Regions from separate parts of the Mus musculus genome. Here regions 1 and 2 are each linked to region 3. Evidence: chromatin contacts called from ENCODE Hi-C or POLR2A ChIA-PET data. All regions are on one chromosome and are shown on one strand. Each heading gives the region's core, a stretch centred on a gene start or an enhancer-like site at or near the end of the contact. The rest is flanking DNA. Distances are from core to core; before and after follow the strand shown.

Region 1 (3,685 bases), core at 200-2,699, 340 kb before region 3:
CTTTTCCTGGAGCAGGGAAACGGGGAAGAGCCAGGGAGGAGCCTGTGTGAAACCCTAGGCCCAGGAGTCCTGCCCAGTAAGCCTGGGTCTGCTCCCTGAGGAGTTGGTTCCCACGGCGTCGGCTCGCTCTGCCCCACCCCCACCCAAGCCTCTGAGAGGGCGGGGCCGCCCGTGCCCACAGGAGAACGGCAGTGCCAGGCAAGCTAGCCTGGTTCCGTGCCAAGGTCCCCGGGCCCAGTCATCACGAAACCAGCATCACGGCGCCCAAAAGCCTAAACCTAAGGCCCTCCCACTCCCACCTCCACACGCACATCCGCCACCAAGCTATCCAACCCCCGTCCCCCGGGTGTGTAGGTGAAGCCCGCCAGCTTCAAAGAGAGAGATTTCCTCCATCCTCCCACCCACCCCCGCTCCATCGGTGCAGACTCAGAGAGGTGCGAAAGACGAACGCCTGACAAAGGCACTTTGGAGCCGGACACGGTTATGGGGAGAACTGTAGATAACTGAGGACTGGAGGATGGGGTCTAGGGAGCCGGCGGACGTGCCCGCACTCACAATCAGATTGCCCCCGCCCCTTCAATTCAGCCCTAACCCGCCGGGCGCTAGGACCTAGGAAGGAGGGGGCGTGTTGCGAGCCATCAAAGAAGGTTCTTTGCTTGCGTGCCCGCCGGGACTAGGGGATGAGGTCACTGAATGACTGCCCCCCCCCACGTCCCCCAGGTCTTCATTCCCCACTACCCCTTAGTTGACCTAACTTTCTGACCCTGGCTCCTTGCTTCTGGTGCTGATTCCCTCTGGAATCCCCATACCTTAAACCCTGGCTCCAAAACCCTGCAACCTCCTGGACCTGGCCTGGCACTCTAGGTTAGCAGACCGCCCCTCTCCAGAACCCTCTCTCAGGAATGACTGAGGTGTTGGTCTCTTGGGGTGCAGGGTGCCAAGGGACCCAGTACAATCTTAGTCTAGCTCCCCCAGGGCCGGAAACGCCAGTAGCACGGCTCTTACGTAATGCCGGGATCCGAAGTCCCCCCCCCCCCCCAACCCAACACAGACCCTGGAGAGGCCGCGCAAATACCTGTGCTCCTCTCAGCTCAGCGTCTCTGTGTCCGGTGTCCCTCTGGAGCCCTCATCGCTGGCATGGGAACCAGCATCCCTGGGATGAGGGGTTCGGTTCTCCCTACCGGCATCACACACAGAGAGCCCAGTGCTGCAGCTGGAGAGGGAGTGGGGCGACTTGGGGAAGGGGCCCAGGAGTTTGGACCTGGAGAATAGGATCCCCAAGTGTAGGTGATAGGTCGAAAAGGAGGCAAGGGTTCTGAGGTGGGTGCTGGCCCAGGGGCCTAGGAATACCTACCTGCGTTTTGGGGAGCCCCTAGCTTGGGGCGATTCCGCGCAGCCCGGCGCTCCGCGGTTATTGCTTGTCAATCGCTAGCCGCGCTCTTAAAGCGGCAAGGTCTCCTAGGAGCGAAGGGGCGGAGACAGAAAGGAGAGGGCTGGGACACGGAAGGGACGCGGCAACCTACGGTCCACTGTAAAGTAATCTCCCAGGAGCAGGCGGGTGGGCGGGGAAGTGGTGGTTAACAGGCACCGCAAAGCCCACGACCCCCAACTCTGAGCAGGACCAACGTGTGTTACTTGGCGCGTAGGAATTCTTTAAAAGGGCGATGATGTTTAATAAAAGAAAGGGGGGGAAACTGAGCGCGATGGGATCACCCCCCTTAACGGGACCGCTTAGTCCAGCGTACCAGTCCCCTGAACGCTTCGTCTGTCCTTTCCTAACACAGTTTTGGAAAAGCAAGGGGACATCAGGACACTAACTCTGGTAGGGGATAAGCCTGGGGGTGGCGTTATAGTCATACGGCACATGCCTGCTTCTAAGAAAATTTGAAGAAAAACAGAAAATTTAAGAGAGTGGGACTGTGTTTTTTCATGAAAGGGACCAAGATCCTAATTTTAGCCTTGACGCGGGAAGTTGATCCTTGCCTCTGTTTAAGGCACAAGAGCAGAAGAAACAGTCTCTCCCTCCTAAATCCCGTTTCAACAAATAAGTAGTGACGGCGTCCGGCTCCATTGGTGGGTTGAACGTGCAGGAGAGGCCCTAGATTCTATTTCAGGCAGCAAAACGAAGAAAGCAAAGGGTTAAGCCCGCTAGCCCGCCTTGCTCAGCCTCTGGCTCCTCCCAGACCTGCTAGTAAAAGATACTGCACAGCCTCAGACTATTGGTGGCCCCAAGTGGAAAACAGCCTTCATTCAGTCTGTGCAAGCCGGGGCCTTCCCTGACTTGGGTGCCCCCTAACCCCTCCGCTACCCTATGGAATAGGCGCTCGGTGGGGAGCGGGGCGTTTATATCTTCCTCTTATAACTGAGCTTCTAAGATCCTGGAAACTTGCTTGGAAATCTCGAAAATGAATTGACTTGAGGATTCATGTCTAGATGTGGTCCCAGCCGACCCTGTTAGCAAAGGGAAGCAGTTGGGAATTGGTGTAGGGAAAAGCCAGCGATGGGTCAAAATGCTAAAGGCTGTTAAGTAGCCCACGTCTCTTATTCCTTAGAGAAGAGAAAGTTTTGTAGCGACCCCAGATGGTGGTGGTTGGAACTACAGGCTTCTGTCTGAGGAAAAAGGCTTCCAAACTAGATCTTCCTAATTAAACTCAGGACAAGAGGTCTCCTTCCTCGGAGACTCCCTTGGATCTTACCCACTCACCTCTGCTTAGAGAATCTGTTTGCACTTAGTTGGGTGGGGGAGAGAAATCTTGATTCCTCCCAAAACTTCTCAAATATTACCCCCCATAGCAATTCACAGCAAACTTACTGCATCCAGGATCCCAAGGACACAGTGGGATTCAAGTTCTAATCCACCTAGTGTATTCCAACTCACTATTCTTACAGTCTGACCCCCCACCTATGCACACACACACCTTACATTTGATTGATAGTTTCCTGCAATAGTCCTGTGAGATTAGTGGATGGAAACATTTATCAACAAAGATTACTATGTTCCTGTTTGTTGAAAATGAGGCACCGGTTTCTGTGAACCTAACATACTGGGGCAAGGGTTGGGAAGAGGTGTGTCCTAGAGACACATAGCATGAAGACATGCTATTCTAGTGGTGTGGTTAAATGTTTTAACACATTGCTCGAAGCTGAGCACAAAGCCGTCCCTACCCAGCTCTGGACTCTACCGAGCTTCCTCTCCCTGTAGTTCTAGGGGCTGCACTGCCCCTGGGAAGAATGCTTGCTCCTGATGCTGGTCTGTAGTACACCTGTCTTTCTCAGAAGTCACAAGGGTGCAGGCAAGGCTTTACTTCAAATACTTTTTTAAAATTAATTATATATATATATATATATATATACACATACATATATATACATACATACACACACACACACACACACATATATATATATATACTGTAGCTATCTTCAGACACACCAGAAGAGGGCAATGGATCCCATTACAGATGGTTGTGAGCCACCATGTGGTTGCTGGGAATTGAACTCAGGACCTCTGGAAGAGCAGTCAGTGCTCTTAACAATTGAGCCATCTCTCCAGCCCCCAAACACTTTTTTTTTCTTGTGGTGGGTGTTCAGATCACAGCTTTGAGAATCAAGACAAAAAGAGAAAAACAGCAACAACAAAACCAAAACCCAAAACCATCACCCCACTGTTGGCCAGCAGGAGCCC
Region 2 (4,003 bases), core at 355-2,854, 280 kb before region 3:
AGAGCCCAGCATTCTATCTGGGACATGTCACCTAGTATCCTCCATCTGGAATGTAATAGGTTTGTTTTTGTTCTCTTCTTATTCTTAAGCATTTTTTTTTTCTGTCTCTGGCAAGTAACAGAAGCCTTCAATCACAAGCCTCATAGGCATAGATTTTAGCTTTAAACAGCCTAAAGCATTAACAGGAACAGAGGAGCATTTGAGGCTGTGACAGTGCTTCCTCAGGGTGGCTCCAGTGTTCTGCAGGTGACAAACCCTGACTGACCTGATCATGAACTCAGACAAGATTTTCTTTTCTTCTTCTTCTTCTTTTTAAAAGATTTATTTATTTATTTTATGTATATAAACATCTACATACTGTAGCTGTACAGATGGTTGTGAGCCTTCATGTAGTTGTTGGGAATTGAATTTAGATGGCTCCGGTCAACTCTGCTTGCTCAGTCCCTGACTCACTCTGGCCCAAAGATTTATTTATTATTATAAATAAGTACACTGCAGCTGTATTTAGACACACCAGAATGATGGCATCAGATCTCACTATGGGTGGTTGTGAGCTACCATGTGGTTGCTGGGATTTGAACTCAGGACCTTCGGGAGAGCAGTCAGTACTCTTACCCGCTGAGCCATCTCACCAGCCCAAATGAGATTTTCTTAAGACAGGGTTTAGGCCAGGCAGTGGTGGCGCATGCCTTCAATCTCAGCACTTGGAGGCAAAGGCAGGCAGATCTCTGAGTTCAAGGCCAGCCCAGTCTACAGAGTGAGTTCTAAGACAGCCAGGGCTACACAGAGAAACCCTGTTCCTTAAAAGAAAAAGAGCAGGGTTCCTTAGCTTAGGCTGGCCTTGAATTGCTTATAAAGTCAAGGATGACCTTGAGCCTGATCCTTCTGATTCCTCCATGTGGAGGACATTCCCAAATGTGGCCATCACCGCCCCCCCCCCCGTTCATTTTGTTTTGTTTTGTGTTTTTGTCTATTTTTTTAGGTTTATTGTTGTTGTTGTTGTGTTTCTTGTTTTTTGAAGTGGGATCATCTCTCTATAATATGTAGCCCCTTGGCTGTCCTGGAACTCTCAAAGTAGACCAGACTGACCTTGAACTCGTGGATACAGGCCTGCCTCTGCCTCAGGAGTTCTGGGTTTTATCTTTTGAGACAAGGCTCCCCCGCTATGTAGCCTATGTTCTCCTCCTGCCCGGACCTCCAAGGAACTGAGAGTACAAATATGTCACACCAAGTCCTGCTTGACAACAGGACTTTGTATCCATATGCTGCAGTGAGGACCACACCCCCTGTGTTCAACTTTCCCAGACTCCTTCCAACTCAAATCACTTGCATGACCCTGCAAATTCGCACGCACACCTAGGACATCTGAGCGCTTTCTAAATCCAGCATTTTGGTAGCAGATCAAAGAGCTCCACCACTCTAAATCTGACCTTCGTGACCCTCACTAACGGTTCCGTACCCCCATACACAAGGGGCGGAGAAGTCTAGAGGCGCCACCCTCTGGTCTGTGACTTGCCACACCTCAAACGCACCCAGAAGCCACTCCGGGCCTCCTATCCCATCCCGCCCCGAGTCTGATCCAGCCCAGATCAGCGGCAAGTTAAGAACCCCTAGTGCTGTGCGCTCCAGAGCGACCGTCACCTGTGGGTGGGGGGGACGAGTGGGTTTGGTTGTCGTCATGGCGACGGCGTGGGTGGCCACAGCCCTGCGGTCTGCTGCAGCGGCCAGAAGGTTGCGCAGCCCGGGAGGTCCTGGGGGCTCACGGAGACTGAGTGGCAGCGCGCGGCGGCGCGGGGCAAAGAGCGCCAGCCCGGGACGCCGGCTCAGCACCGCCAGGGCTCACGCAGAGGACGCCGAGGGCGCTAAGGGTCGTGTCCAGTCTCCTGCGGTCGAGGAGCCGTCGTGGACACCGCTTCCAACGCCCCTCGAATCCCCTGCGCCTCCCGCCGGCAGATCACTGGTGCAGCGGGACATCCAGGCCTTCCTGAACCAGTGTGGTGCCAGCCCGGGGGAAGCACGCCACTGGCTCACGCAATTCCAGACCTGCTACCATTCGGTGGACAAGCCCTTCGCCGTCATGGAGGTAAGCCGATCCCGGTGTCGTCGTGTCACTGTCATGAGATGGTGACTGTTCAATAGTACGTCGTAGGTCTCAGCATGCCTAACTGTGAATCTGGAGAGCAGAGGCGTTGAGTTAGTGCTGGGGATGGAGAAAGCCATAAGGCTACGAAAACCGCCCTTGGCGCTAAGGAGAAGGCTGGGAAGCCCGGGCCTCCAGAAGTGATGTCTGACAAAGGCCTCTCACCGTGGAAGCAGTTAGGGGTTCAGTCGGCTGAGCTGTCGCACTACCCCTCCCCCCAAGGTGTCCCAGAGTCCAAGGCCGCTGGGAGGAGCTGAGGGAGGAACATTAGTGCTAGATAAGGGGGTGGCTAAGACCCAACGGGCAAAGGGCGGAGCAGTCGGCCAAAAGTGGGGCCCAATGGCTCCTAAGTAGAATGTGGTCACTGAGGGTCCTAAAGCCCGATTAGGAACAGGCGGCTTAGAGTCAGTGTCGCGTCCCTGAACGTCCACTTCTGTACAGGTCGATGAGGAGGTGATCCGGTGCCCGCAGGCGGTATCCCGCCTGGCTTTCGCCCTGGCCTTCTTGCAACGCATGGACATGAAGCCACTGGTGGTTCTGGGGCTGCCTACCCCCACGGCACCTTCTGGCTGTCTTTCCTTCTGGGAAGCTAAGGCGCAGCTTGCTCAGAGCTGCAAGGTGCTGGTGGATGAACTAAGGCACAACGCGGCTACTGCTGTGCCCTTTTTTGGCGGCGGATCAGTACTGAGCGCTGCGGAGCCAGCTCCCCATGCCAGGTTAGTGTCAACCCAACCTGCCCCGGCATCCTCAGAGAGGGCGGACCACTCTGCTGGCCCTGCCCTGGTCCCGCTCAAGCACCACATCTGGCCCACAGCTACGGTGGCATCGTCGCGGTGGAGACAGACCTGTTGCAGTGGTGTCTGGAATCCAACAGCATCCCCATCCTGTGCCCCATTGGGGAAACGGCTGCGCGCCGTTCCGTGCTCCTTGACTCGCTGGAGGTGACTGCATCTCTAGCCAAGGCTTTGCAGCCCACCAAAATCATCTTCCTCAATAATTCAGGCGGCCTGCGGAATAACAGTCAGAAGGTGCGCCCCTCTCCTGTGCCACGTCATAACACTAAGCAAGACTGAGTCCCCGGCCCTGTGACCCCTACGTAAACCCATAACAGGCTACAGTCACTCTCAAGCCAATAGAGTAGGAAGACCTAACAGAAGATCGGGGGGGGGGGGGGTGGTGTTCCTCGGTTCCCAGATCTGAGCGCTTCCCAGCAGAGAAGATAAAAGTTAAGTGGTCACGGAGAGGTCCACAGGGCTAGGCTCAGTTTGGTATGGGTGTGAATCTGCTAGAGGTTCATCTTCTTCCTGGGACTTAGATCCTGAGCAACGTGAACCTGCCCGCTGACCTTGACCTTGTTACCAACGCTGAGTGGCTGAGCATCAAAGAGCGGCAGCAGATTCGGCTCATCGTGGACGTGCTGAGCCGCCTGCCGCACTACTCCTCCGCAGTCATTACAGCCGCTAGCACGCTGCTCACGGAACTCTTTAGTAACAAGGGTGAGATATGTGAGAAGGTGGGCTGGGCTGAGTCCCAAAGGTGACCACTGGGCAGTGCCCAGCTGAGGGACAGCAGGAGTGCCCCGCCCACTCATCCCCCCGCCCCCACCTCGGCTGAAAGCTGTCGGGAGACCTGAGAGAGGCAAGAGAACTCAGACAGTGGAAACTGGAATAAAGAACTTGAGAACTAGGGAGATGGGCAGAAAGCGCACCTAGCGGTGGACCTGACTCTGGCCCAACCTACGCGCTCTTTCCAATCTCCCAGGCTGTGGCACCCTGTTTAAAAATGCTGAGCGGATGCTGCGAGTGCGCAACCTGGACAGCCTGGACCAGGGCCGCCTAGTGAACCTAGTCAACGCCAGCTTCG
Region 3 (3,761 bases), core at 356-2,855:
TCTACCTTTTTATTATTTATTTCAAGCGATTGCGTATGTAAGTCTGGGGGTGCGCTAATGCTATGGTGTGTGTGCAGAAGTCAGAAGTCGTGGTTTCTGGGAGTCATTTCTGTCTTGTGAAACAAAGGAAGCAGGTTTGTTAAGCTTTTACCTGCTCCCCATTTTATTTCCCCTTGAGGCAGTGCTGCGTCTAGGATGTAGCTCAGTTGGTAGCACTTGTAGCTCAGCATGCTCAAGGCCCTAGGTCTAATCCCAGCAGCACAGAAACTAAACACGGCAATCTGCACTTGCAATCGTGGCGCTTGGGAGATGGGGGCAGAAAACTGAGAAGTTCTGTGTCAGCTATCTATCAAGCTGAAGCTCGTCTGGAACACAGGAAACCCTGACTCAGAGGGTGAGCTGCAATGTTGCTGAGTCTGGTTTCCAACTCCTGGGGTTCAGCAGCACCCCTTCCTCAGCCTCCGCAGATGGCTGTGTCTCACTAGAAGCATAAGCAATGGTCTGTTCTGGGGACACCTGTATGAATGTCATGGAACACCTATGCTAACACCATCAGGATGCAGAATGATGCACCAGTCTTACACACTTTCTGGGACTCCAGTGTAAGAAGCCCTCACGGAATTCCACAACCCTGCATGCACTCCTCTCTATGTAAGACTCCCACTGTCCTGAACTGTATGGCTGACCCCCATGGTCTCTATTCACCCACCATAACAATTCCTCGAAGGTGGGGACAGCTGAAACAAGGAAACCCCTTCCATCTCGACAGCCACCAGCCTACTCCACAGGCAGTGCCACACACTTGGCTAATGCCCTTATCTTGAACGTGGCTTTCAACCCTTGCTAGAGGCTGTCTGTAAAGAACAAGATATAAACTACCCAAGGAAAGGATTCACTGTCTTTCCCAATCTAGTTTCAAGTTCCTCTGTCCCACCTTATCAGCCTCTTAAAATTCTTTCAGCTTCAATTTAATGCAGTGCTATCAATATGGATTTAAATCTCTTCTTCCCCCCAGTTTGAGCCAATCTCCTGCCTCCTCCCTACACACATCTACAGTGCCCGGTACTCGCCCTTGAACCTTTATTAGATTTAGTCTAAGCCACTCTCCCCATTCAAACCTGGGGACTATTTATCTTCACCCTCACAACCATCTTCCAACTGGTTTCGAGTCCTTGTCTGCCAGGCGTGAAGAGACAGGAATGTACAAAAGTCCCGATCCAGAAGCAGACACCCTCCAGTAAACGACCTTGAACGCGTGCCCTCAGGGCAGCTCTCCTAACTGTGGGTGCCCTTAGGCATGAGGTGTCTCATCTCTGCAACACTCTGCCGCCAGAACCCAAACCAGCAAGCTCTGCCCTGGGGGAGGCGGGCTATGTTGTCATATGATTCTCTAATCACATGATCCCTAGAAATGGGGTGTGGGGAGAAAGAGGAAAGGGAGGAGGAATGTGAACTGAGTAGAAAAGAAACACAGCATTCCAGGAGAGTCCCGCCTCTACGTAGACAAGTAACCAATGGAAGCCCTGGATCTCCGAGCAATGGCTAATGGAAATTGAGGTGGGCGGGCCATCGTGCGGCCAAGCCCTAGTCCTGGAGCTGACCGCCAGATGCCTCCCAGGGAGCCCGGACCCCGACGCAGGTAGGAGGACCCTCTGCAGACAATCTCCCCGGCTACTGTCCAGAGGTCCAGAGGCCTGACCAGGCTGCCTGTGCAATTGAGGGTCCTCTGGAGTCTCAGCTCAGAGACAAGAGAAGACCTGCCTCTTGAAACTCCCCTAGGGGTTTCTGATGCACTAACGAGGTTGTTTTTTTCTTTTCTTTTTTGGAGGGGTGGGGGCAGTTGTTGTAGAGACACCTCCCCGCACCCCCTCCCCCCCAATAAGAGGCTTCTCTTGCCCAGCATGTCGGAAAGCTGCAGGCCTTTCTCCAGGACAGGAACCACCCCACTCTTGGGCCAGCTCCTCTCTTGTCCGTACTTCCCACCTCTGTCTCCAGGTCCGGCTCTTTCTCTTTCGGACGCTGCAAGTGTTCTCTGCGGCGGCGTGCATTGGGTGGGGATCTCCGGCCCTTGGCCCCCAGAGCTCAAAGGGGTTGCGAGCAGGACCAGGGCGTGATGGCTGAGTCCCTGGGTTGTGTCAGCTTTATTTCCTTTCTTGGGGGGCGAGAGAGCTAATTTCCGCCTCTCCCCGCCACTTTTCCCCCGCTGCCTCTCATCTGGATTGGCTCACCTTTTAGGAAATTCATTTCCCCTCGACACTCAGAGTTGGGGGGTGCCACCTAGTGGAAGATGTCGGAGCTAGGGCTTTGAAAGGCTCCAGTTCTCCCTAGCTGTGTAGTGTAGAGGTGGCCAGGGGCTCACCACTCCCTAGCCCCGTTGAGAGGAACTGGGTCTTCCCTACCCCTTCCTGGTTAGGAGATGGCCTCTGGGATGTTCTTTGAATTAGGTGAAAGGGCACTTGAAAAGACCTAGAGAAGGAAAGAGAAAGATGGCAGATCCTTCTATGTAGCCCAGGCTGGCCTGGGATTCACCTTATAGCCCAAGTTGGCCTGGCACTTGCAACCCTCCTACCTCAGCCTCCCAAATGCTGGGATCAAAAGCATGCCTGCCATGTGTGGGTGGCATTTCCTGTCTTTCATAGCCACCAGTGTCCAGGCAGAGAAGAATTGAGACACAGGGAGCAATTTCTGACATAGAGTGTCACTTCCAGGACTAAAACCCAAGTCTCTGTACCTACTTTTTAAATATTTTATTATTATTATTATTATTATTATTATTATTTTTTTTTTTTTTTTTTTTTTTTGGTTTTTCGAGACAGGGTTTCTCTGTGTAGCCCTGGCTGTCCTGGAACTCACTCTGTAGACCAGGCTGGCCTCAAAACCAGAAATCTGTCTGCCTCTGTCTCCCAAGTGCTGGGATTAAAGGTGTGCACCACCACCGCCCGGCTCCCACCCTGTTTCTATCCTGCTTGGGTCACCTGCCAGAAAAATGCTCTGTCCTGTCCTGTTTGGACCTCTGGCCTCTGGGATTCAGGGTCCTTCTCTGACAATATTCAGGGAGACCAGTTGGCATATGAACCCAGTCCCATATCCCGTCTTTTTTCCCTGACTTGATCCTTAGGCATGGATTTGAAAAGTGAAAGTAATATTATAATTACTGTTTTGCATAGTTGTTGCAGAGAAATACAGTAAGGAGAGGGAGAAAGACTCCCTAGAGGGTCTTTGAATATTGTTGGGTCATTCTGGGTTGCTGGGTAGGCCAGCTGGGCTGGGGAAAGGCTTATTAGGGAAGTGAGAGGCTCGGTTCCTCCTGCTGAGGCAGTGAGGCACTGTGCTGGGTCTTCCCACTTGCAGCTGAGTTTCGGTTTCTGAGGGGGGAGAGACGGAGGCGGTCCGTTTGAGGTGCCCTGGTGATGTCGGGAAGGGCTCACCATGAAGTTAGCTTTAAGGCTGATCCAGTCTCTGTGTCCCCTTCCCTTGGGTGGGGTGGGGGGACAGTTGTGGGTAGGCGGTGGCTGGCCCATAGGGAAGCCAGACCAGACCCCACTGACCACTGCACTTCTGTTTTTACAACTTTCTCCACTGCTCGGTTTCCCATATGATCATGTGACTGATGACTGTCCCTCTCCATCCCCCAAGGCTTTTGAAAGCTACAGGTGGCAGTTCAGTGCCGGCAGTGGGGCTGGCCATCCTCCTGTGTCTGCTGAGGTCTCCTCTGCCTCCCAGTTAGCCCACAGTCCCATAGATAAAGCCACAAAAGCCAC

Evidence for each region. A loop is a pair of places that touch in the nucleus more often than their neighbours do. ChIA-PET counts read pairs that join two places held with the same protein, here RNA polymerase II (POLR2A).
Region 1: a map of T-helper 2 cell shows a loop between it and region 3 (2.3-fold over the local background). The contact joins the promoter of Mpp2 here to the promoter of Grn in region 3. A Hi-C loop is called at or near these places in 1 of 37 maps with a recorded cell type or tissue (T-helper 2 cell). POLR2A ChIA-PET finds 5 or more read pairs at or near these places in 1 of 5 experiments (embryonic stem cell).
Region 2: a loop to region 3 is called in a map of adrenal gland, with 4 times the contacts of the local background. The contact joins the promoter of Nags here to the promoter of Grn in region 3. A Hi-C loop is called at or near these places in 1 of 37 maps with a recorded cell type or tissue (adrenal gland). POLR2A ChIA-PET finds 5 or more read pairs at or near these places in 1 of 5 experiments (embryonic stem cell).

The regions. Positions count from the first base shown.
Region 1 is chr11:102,087,066-102,090,750 of GRCm38, forward strand. Mpp2 (membrane protein, palmitoylated 2 (MAGUK p55 subfamily member 2)) reads right to left here and starts at 1,450. Exons shown (of 13, transcript NM_016695.4): 1 at 1,355-1,450.
Region 2 is chr11:102,143,909-102,147,911 of GRCm38, forward strand. Nags (N-acetylglutamate synthase) reads left to right here and starts at 1,605. Exons shown (of 7, transcript NM_145829.2): 1 at 1,605-2,083; 2 at 2,582-2,856; 3 at 2,955-3,168; 4 at 3,456-3,636; 5 at 3,902-4,003. The coding sequence starts at 1,679. Gm11586 (a long non-coding RNA gene) reads right to left here and starts at 2,399. Exons shown (of 3, transcript XR_880227.3): 1 at 2,306-2,399; 2 at 1,642-2,173.
Region 3 is chr11:102,428,902-102,432,662 of GRCm38, forward strand. Grn (granulin) reads left to right here and starts at 1,606. Exons shown (of 13, transcript NM_008175.5): 1 at 1,606-1,639.